Regions from separate parts of the Homo sapiens genome. Here region 1 is linked to region 2. The links are chromatin contacts, found by Hi-C in ENCODE. All regions are on one chromosome and are shown on one strand. The core of a region is the stretch at or near the end of the contact, and the rest is flanking DNA. Distances in the headings are between cores, read along the strand shown. Region 1 holds the start of CEP97 (centrosomal protein 97). Region 2 holds the start of TFG (trafficking from ER to golgi regulator).

Region 1 (4,527 bases), core at 740-3,239, 1.0 Mb after region 2:
TTACTTTAGAACTAACTGTTCAGTCTACCCATCAAAAGATGGGTACATTTACTTCCTCCATCAAGTCTTCACTGAAGATTTCAGATTCTATTTCTTTCTCAATTCCCTGAAATATTAGTGAGCTCAGTCACAATCACACCGTTTAGCATATAATAGTTGCATCAAAAGAAGGCTCGGCGCCGTTGCTCACGCTTGTAATCCCAGCACTTTGCCGGGCTGAGGCAGAAGGATCACTTGAGCTCAGGAGTTCAAGGCCAGCCTGGGCAAAAAAAAATTGTCTCTAAAAAAAAAAAAAGAAAAAAGTGTGAGCCTGCTTTCTTCCAACTAGGCAATGTATTTCTTGAATTTGGAGACTATATAAAAATATATTTATATACATAATCTATATTTATATATAAATATATAACATATATAATATATAATATATAAATATATAACATATATAATATATAATATATAAATCTATAACATATATAATATATAATATATAACATATATAATATATAATATATAATATATATAACATATATAATATATAATATATAACATATATAACACATATAATATATAAATATATAACATATATAATATATAACATATAACATATATAATATATAAATATATAACATATATAATATATAATATATAAATATATAACATATATAATATATAATATATAAATATATAACATATATAATATATAATATATAAATATATAACATATATAATATATAATATATAAATATATAACATATATAATATATAAATGTATAACATATATAATATATAAATATATAACATATAACATATATATCTAAATATATAACATATATAATATATAATATCTAAATATATAACATATATAATATATAATATCTAAATATATGACATATATAATATATAATATCTAAATATATAACATATATAATATATAATATATAAATATATGACATATATAATATATCTAAATATATAACATATATAATATATAATATCTAAATATATAACATATATAATATATAATATCTAAATATATAACATATAATATATAATATCTAAATATATAACATATATAATATATAATTTATATATAATTATAATATATGCAATATCTATATAAAATATATATATTTTTGAGACATAGTTTCGCTCTTGTTGCCCAGGCTGGAGTGCAGTGGCATGATATCGGCTCACTGCAACCTCTGCCTCCCGGGTTCAAGCGATTCTCCTGCCTCAGCCTCCCGAGTACCTGGGATTACAGGCATGCGCCGCCACGCCAGGCTAATTTTTTTGTATTTTTACTACAGACGGGGTTTCTCCATGTTGGCCAGGCGGGTCTCGAATTCCCGACCTCAGGTGATCAGCCTGCGTTGACCTCCCAAAGTGCTGGGATTACAGACGTGAACCACTGCGCCCGGCCTGGAGATTATATTTTAAAGTTATTTTGAATACTCCCTGGAAAAGTTCTTGGTTCATACTTATACCCGTAAGTCAAAAGATTTGTCAAATATTCAAGAACAATCAAACAATCACTTAAAAATACTGTATAAAAGTTTCTATTTCGGCATACTTTACTTTTACTTAACTAAAATTTCAAATAAAATGTATCCACTTTTATGATCTCAACAAGATCGGTCATTCCTATAGCGGAGTTGAAAACTTTCAACTTATTCACAATTATCAAAAGAATGGAGCAGCCCCCACAGAGACTTCCAGCAATGAGTTGTAAAATGCAGTCTGCATTAAGTAGCTTCCTTACAATCATCCCGATGGTAAAAGTGTCAAATTTCGCAAACGCCTGGACAAGGAAGTGAAATGATCATCTAATAACGCAGTTGACTCATCTGTCAAATAAGCGAGTGGGCCAGGGTCCCTGAGCTCACTACCCTCAGATTCTAACTCCAGCTTCACATCATTAGGCGTAAGCAGCCAATTGGGCCGTCTGGGAGCCGTGCATCCTGGGAGTTATAGTTTCCGGCTCCCTCCTTCAGATTACAAGCTCCACAGAGCCGCGGGAGGACGGTTGCCTGGTATTATTAGCAAGCAGCAAATATGGCGGTGGCGCGCGTGGACGCGGCTTTGCCTCCCGGAGAAGGTAAGGCGATCCCTACCCCGAGTCCTAAGGTTTACTTCACGGAGCTGAATTAAATAGTGGAGAGCAGAAAACCTAGGTTTAGATGTGCAGTTCTGGACCAGTTCTTTTGATGCGGATCTGTGGTCGTCGCGGAGGCGGGCTACCCTCTGGGAGTTGTAGTTCACCTGCCGTTCCCAGCTCTCCGGCGTCGCGGTGAGGGCCGAGCGGGGGACTACAGCCCCCAGAAGCCTTCGCGCGGCCCGGCGCCCTGGCTCCCGCGCTCCCGATGCTGAGGAGGCGGTGGATTTCGGGCTGCGATGACCTTTCTTGACCATTTACTTTGAGTCATGGGTGCCTAAGCGAAATGTTTGGGATCTCCCTCTTTCGCTTCACACATCTCCCTCTCTTCTTGGTTCCTGGAACCATCAGGAAAACCTTCCCTCAGAGACCGCTGCCTAGTCTGGCTTTGAACCCTTCCTCGGAGGTGGCCAGTGGCCGTGATAAAATCTAAGGGATGATCCAGAGCCCGCAGTTCTGTACTCCTTGTTCTTGCACACGGGTCCTAGGATCGAGTTTGGTCGCTGCCCAGTAGAGCACAGGACTGTGTGGGTGCTTCTGTGGCCTGAAGATACCTACCTCTTTGGGGCGCCGGACGCGAGCTGCTTTTGTTTTGGTTACAGCTCCGAGGCTTGGCAGCAGTCAGTCCTCTAAATCGGGGACAGGGCCCAGGGGTCGAGGCCCGTCTTCATGGCTTAGACCAGGAGTGCATTTTCTGGGAGCTGTAAATTCTTGGGGGAAGAGTTGGTGGATGGTTCTCAGACCTCTCTGTCGACCCCTTGGAATTGTGTACAAAGGCTGTGCACTTTTCTGAGACAGCACACCCCTTTCATCAATTTTTCAGAGGGGCTCACGACTCCTCACATGCTAAGAGCCATTAGACAACGGGAAAACGTTGAAATCCTCCAGGAGAGCAATCTGGCATAATTATTTCCTGCAGTAGTCCTAATCTGGGTGTAAATTTGAAATTGGCCGTTTCTCTGGCCCCGCCCTCTTTGGAGATCGGCTTTTCTTAAACCACACCTCTCAAGCCCACCAGGGCTACTTAACTGTTAATAGCAGTTAACATTTACAGAGCACTTTGTATGACCCAGGCGATGTTCTCAGTCCTTTTTTTTTTTGTTTTTTTTTTTACATTATCTCATTTTCTCTGTAGAACTACATTTATAAGGCAGGTATTATCCCCACTTTACAGAGTAGAAAAGGGAGCCCAAAAGAAATCAATAATTTGCCTAATATACCACAATGGTTAATTGGTGGAGCCAGGGTTTGAACGTCTATGTTATACTAAAGTGCCTTATTGAGTGCCCGGTGGCAGGAACGGGGCTAAGTACTATTCATATGGTTTCTCTTTTAATTCTCATATCAAGCTAGGGAAATGGGTGTATTATCCTATTTTATGGGAGAATTAGTTGAACTATACTTTGATTTTCAAAATCACAGTTTGGGCACTTTAGGATATATTGGTAGTTAGGCTGTAAGCTGGTGGATTGCAGTCAAAAGTTTAGTAACATTTAAACAATAGTATCATTACTTAGGCACAACAAATGGAAGTAATCGTCCATATTTAAATGTGAAAATTTTCAAAGTATATCTTAGCAACTTGAGGAGAATATCACACGTCTAGTTTTAATTTGATATTTCTGAAGAAAAATGAGTAATTCAATCTGGTCATTTAGAACTCAAGATTGCTTTAATTTTACAATGTTGATATTTATTATGCTCTACTGTTCTTTAACTTGAAATGGTATAGAGATTTTATAATTCCAGCCCTATGCTTAGCTGTTGTACATGTTTTATTTTATTTGTGTTTTCTAACATTTCCGTTTCTTTTCAAGGATCAGTGGTCAATTGGTCAGGACAGGGACTACAGAAATTAGGTCCAAATTTACCCTGTGAAGCTGATATTCACACTTTGATTCTGGATAAAAATCAGATTATTAAATTGGAAAATCTGGAGAAATGCAAACGATTAATACAGGTAGGTATTGCAATCTGGGAAATGGTTACATAGGATCAATTTATTATTAAACAAAACAATAAAATAACCTGACAAAAAGTAACTGTGCAGCCCTAGCAAGCAGTCATTGTTGCCTTAAATTTTTACATGACAGTTTCTTCTGAAGATGAACATACATGTACTACATTGAGAGTAGATTAGAAAAAAAAAGCATTGTTAAGAAAAGGAAGCATTTTATTTTGCAAAATACTGTGTTACTAAGGTAACCTTTTACCTCATGATGGGGGTAAAGAGTTCATTCATTCCTTCATTCAAGAAATGGTTACTGCGTCCCTCTTATATGTCTGGCACTGTATTAAGTTTTGACTGAGAGTTTAACAGCACTATTCTTGTGGAACTTACATTCTCAAGTTGTTGCTGTGTTAAAAATGTCTTA
Region 2 (4,179 bases), core at 443-2,942:
GAACTGTTTTTCATTTCTTCTGCAGTACTCCACTCCCTTATCCCTGCAAACAATTGCTCAAAGGTCAATACAACTGTTGGAAAATACAAATCAGAAGTGAACAGTGTAAACTTACATTATTTCACTCTCAAACAGAAGTTTCAGAGACTTATAACTGAAAAAGATCACACTACTTATGGTTGTAAAAGAACGTAGCTTCTCACCCTGAAACACCAGAATTTACTCCAGGTCCTTTAGGAGTATCTGGTGTTAAAGCAAACTAAATATGGCCTGAGAAGGACTCCATACATCTATACTTGAATCCTTGTGGATGAACTGTAACCTAGCTTAACAGACAAGATTGAAAACCTAACTTAGAAGTATGCGTCTCTTACAATAAGCGAGTCTTGGCCAATTCCAGCCGCCACACTTCAATCACTCATAGACTGCTAAGTGTTCAAATAAGGCCAACGCCAACCTGTAACCAATCCAGCTGTTTCTGTACTTCACTGCCAATTTCTGTACCTCATTTCCCTTTTTTTGTCTATAAATCTTCCACCACGTGGCTCTGCTGGAGTCTCTTAATCTGCTGTGATTCTGGGGGCTGCCCAATTCGTGAAATCGTTCACTGCTCAATTAAACTCCTTTAAATTTAATTCAGCTTAAGTTTTTCTTTTATAACTGGTAAACAACTGGAGACCAGGTAGGGTCTAAATGCTTTATTTATCAGCTTAGTCTCCACCTTAGAAGTGACAAACATTCTCCGTTTGGCCAAACTTCGGGCTCCTGGGCCTTCTCCTAGGACCATCTGTGCATCTTCTTGTAAAACTCAGTTTCAGCAAAGAACCTTGTTAAGGCAGTGTAGTGAGAATCCCTCACCCTTGATGGGGTTCCTCATCCTCCACCACCCCCAGGTGATGTCTGCTATCCTGGCCTATCTTCGTCTAGAATCCTGTTGTGTTGGTTTAGCCAGAATCTCCCTTGCCCCTGATATTTCCTCTTAGTAATTTTCCATCCACTGACCGACTTCCACCCCTTGGCTATAAATTCCTACTTACTCATACTGTATTTCTATTTGAACAGGTAAGGGAGAAGGGAAGAGTACGTAGGACACACTCAAATGCCTTATCCTCTAAAAATCACTCAGGAATCTTTAGCCTTAATTTCCCAGCTTTTGTCCTTTACACAGTTACAGATTTTCCTTGCTCATAAACGCTGTAGGTCTTCCCTGCTTAATTGGAAACTCCTTGCTCACAAAATGATTCACCCCCATTCCTAGAACCGGGCTTGGCAAAGCATAGGCTCCCAATAATGAATGAATGGATTTATAGAAGAAAAGGTTTTTTCTTTTTCAGCTGTTACTACAATGGTCAACAATAACGACAAAAACCACTTAAAGTTGGACAGACGTCTACTGCAACCAACTCTCAAAAAGTTTAGAACAGCGCACTACGCCCCGCCCATTGGCGAGAAACGGAAATACCCGCTTTCGAGAAAACCGGAAGTGCGTGGTCACGCCCCGCGCATGCGTGCATCGGGGCAGCTCACGCTTCCTAAATCCCGTCATCCAGTGAGAAAGCAGGGACTCTTCGGCCTAGGCAGCCGGGACCCAGCCAGCCCTGCGCCTCGCGCCGTCGCGCATGCGTCCTGGGTATGTCCACGCGCAATAAGGAGGGGCGAAAGGACATTTTTTTTTTTCTTGCTCCCGCCTCTGTTCTTCCCCCACCTGCCACGTACAGAGCCCAAGTTCTCGCTAGGCTTGTTGGGTCAGCGCGATTGGCCGGGGCCCGCGCGAGCCTGCGAGCGAGGTGCGGCGGTCGCGAAGGGCAACCGAGGGGGCCGTGACCACCGCCTCCCCGCGACGCCCCAGTCCAGTGGCCTCGCGTCCGCCCATTCAGCGGAGACCTGCGGAGAGGCGGCGGCCGCGGCCTCCGCAAGCCGGTATGGCCACTGGAGACGGGGGTTGCGGGCGCTCTGTCCGAGGAGGCCGGGAGACTAGGAGGCGCTGGGAGGGCCTCGTTCGAACCGCGCGGCAGCTGGGGTCGGAGGCACTGTGGGAAGGGGCTGGAGGGAGGAGGGGGTGGGAGGGAGGAGGGGGTGGGAGGGAGGACGAGGCCGGGGGGGAGGGCGGGCGGGGCCTTGCATGGGGGGAGGGGAAGGGAGGTCGCGGAGGGGGAGGGGAGAGAGGCAACCCCTGGCTGCGGTGGCCAGGAGGCGCGCCTGGGGGGCTCCGGGAGGGGAGTGCGCCAGCTAATGCCTTGGTGCAGCCTGCCTCCAAGCGTTTGGATTGAGAGGAGAGGGGCTTTGGGAGGTTTGGGGCGGCCGGCGCCCAATACCCGAAGGAGCTCGGAAGGGTGTGGAGTGGCGCCTACGGGAATAAGTTGATTGGGGTCATAGAATCGGAGCCTAGTTCCTTGGCTAAGTCAGCGCTTAATCAAGCGCCGGCTGGAGGCCCAGCCTGGTTTATAGTGATGATTCTAGCTAACTTTAAGAGTTTGCTTTGCTGGACACTACAGTAAGTATTTTGGATGCACTGTCTCATTTAATCATCACAAGGATTCCTCCAAATTCAGATATGGTTGTTTTCATTTCGAATGTGATGAAAGTGAGCCTTGGAGGACTTAAGATCACATAGCTAGTAGTGAGAATCTTTACCGTCTTGCTGCACTGCCTTTGAGGCAGGGTTTGAGGCCTCTTGGCATTCTTTAGAATAATTACAGGTTGACTTGGCTTAGTATTTCTTGAAGGAAACTGCTCCCCTCAGGAGGTGCTTAAGCCACAGCCTCTGAAATTGAGCAGGGTCTTACCCTTAGAGGTAGTAGAACCAGAAGTTTGTCCGCCGAACCTAGAACCTGGTTCAGGAGGCAGGCTTTTTATATGACCTTGGGCGTGTCAGATTATTCCCAGTGCTGAGAAAAGTGTACCTGGTAGAGGGTTATATTATACAAGTTAGAAGCCGAGTCATTTCTGGACTTCAGAGGGGGCGGGGCAAGGACAAGATGGGAGAAGAGCTTGTCGTAGGGCTCCTACTGGCAGTTCTAGGAACTAGTTAATACCAGTCTCTACTTTGGAAGAGAAAATGAGTACCAGAATTCTGTATGTGAAGTAATGTTGGGTTGGGATTTCCCCTTGAAGGGAAAGTTTTGTTGCACACTTACTTTTGAGATACTTTTGTGTTTACTCTGGGGAGATGACTGCAAGAGCAAACGACAGCTTTAGGAAAGAAGCACTGGTTCCTGGCCACAAGATGTTTACAGTCAATAGGAAACACAAAAAGTGAATTTGCAGGTAAACACGGCAGATAGAAAGTATACGTGACTCAATTTTTTTTTTTTTTTGAGACGGAGTCTGGCTCTGTCGCCCAGGCTGTAGTGCAGTGGCGTGATCCCCCAGCTCACTGCAACCTCCGCCTCCCGGGTTCAAGCGATTCTCCTGCCTCAGTCTCCTGAGTATCTGGGATTACAGGCGTGCGCCACGACAACTGGCTCATTTTTGTATTTTTAGTAGAGACAGGGTTTCACCCTGTTGATCGGTCTGGTCTTGGACTCCTGACCTCGTGATCTGCCCGCCTCGGCCTCCCAAAGTGCTGGGATTACAGGTGTGAGCCACCGTGCCCGGCCCTCAAATTTTAAATCCATTGAAATTGGGCAACAAACCCGTACCCCAGTCAGAAGGACATACCATCAATTATCTTCAAAGCTGGAATTTTTTTCTTAATTAGGAGTGTGTCTGATGGAAGTCACTTCTAGCTACATAAAGAAGGTACAGTGTGAGGGGTCGGATGTAAAAACTGATCTATATTACAGCTTTCTTCTCCCATAATTAAAAAATTTAAACAAAGTCTTTAAATTCTATATGTCAGGCACTTTTCTAGGTGCTGCTGGGAATAGATAGTACCAGCTCACTGAAGCTAAGCACTGGTTCCTTTTACATTATTGCTGGTTTACACTTCTTGTAGGAAGGAGAAGGTAACAAATACATTGATTTATTGAAAGGTCTTTATTACTCTTAGGCTGCCAGAGCAAGCAAGATGGAATATTTACCATCTTGGTGAAGTAATTATACTTTAGAGTTGGCACATAGTAGGTATTTAATAAGTAGTTCCTGAATACCGAAAGCATTGCAGAAGGCATTGCAGAAGGCGAAGAGTTGGTTGTGTGGAGATTTCTGTTAATCACTGTCTTCACGAGAAGTCCATTG

The links. A loop is a pair of places that touch in the nucleus more often than their neighbours do. Pooled maps may share reads with other maps.
Region 1: a map of CD8-positive, alpha-beta T cell shows a loop between it and region 2 (20-fold over the local background). The contact joins the promoter of CEP97 here to the promoter of TFG in region 2. A Hi-C loop is called at or near these places in 4 of 168 maps with a recorded cell type or tissue (B cell, CD8-positive, alpha-beta T cell and naive thymus-derived CD4-positive, alpha-beta T cell), 1 of 37 single-sample maps with no recorded cell type and 11 of 50 pooled maps.

What each region holds. Positions count from the first base shown.
Region 1 is chr3:101,722,625-101,727,151 of GRCh38, forward strand. CEP97 (centrosomal protein 97) reads left to right here and starts at 1,990. Exons shown (of 11, transcript NM_024548.4): 1 at 1,990-2,095; 2 at 3,970-4,112. The coding sequence starts at 2,053. RefSeq lists enhancers at 1,966-2,335, 2,616-2,685, 2,857-3,468.
Region 2 is chr3:100,707,802-100,711,980 of GRCh38, forward strand. It overlaps TFG (trafficking from ER to golgi regulator), which reads left to right and starts at 1,693. Exons shown (of 8, transcript NM_006070.6): 1 at 1,693-1,920. RefSeq lists enhancers at 1,261-2,152, 2,153-3,043 and a silencer at 1,790-2,019.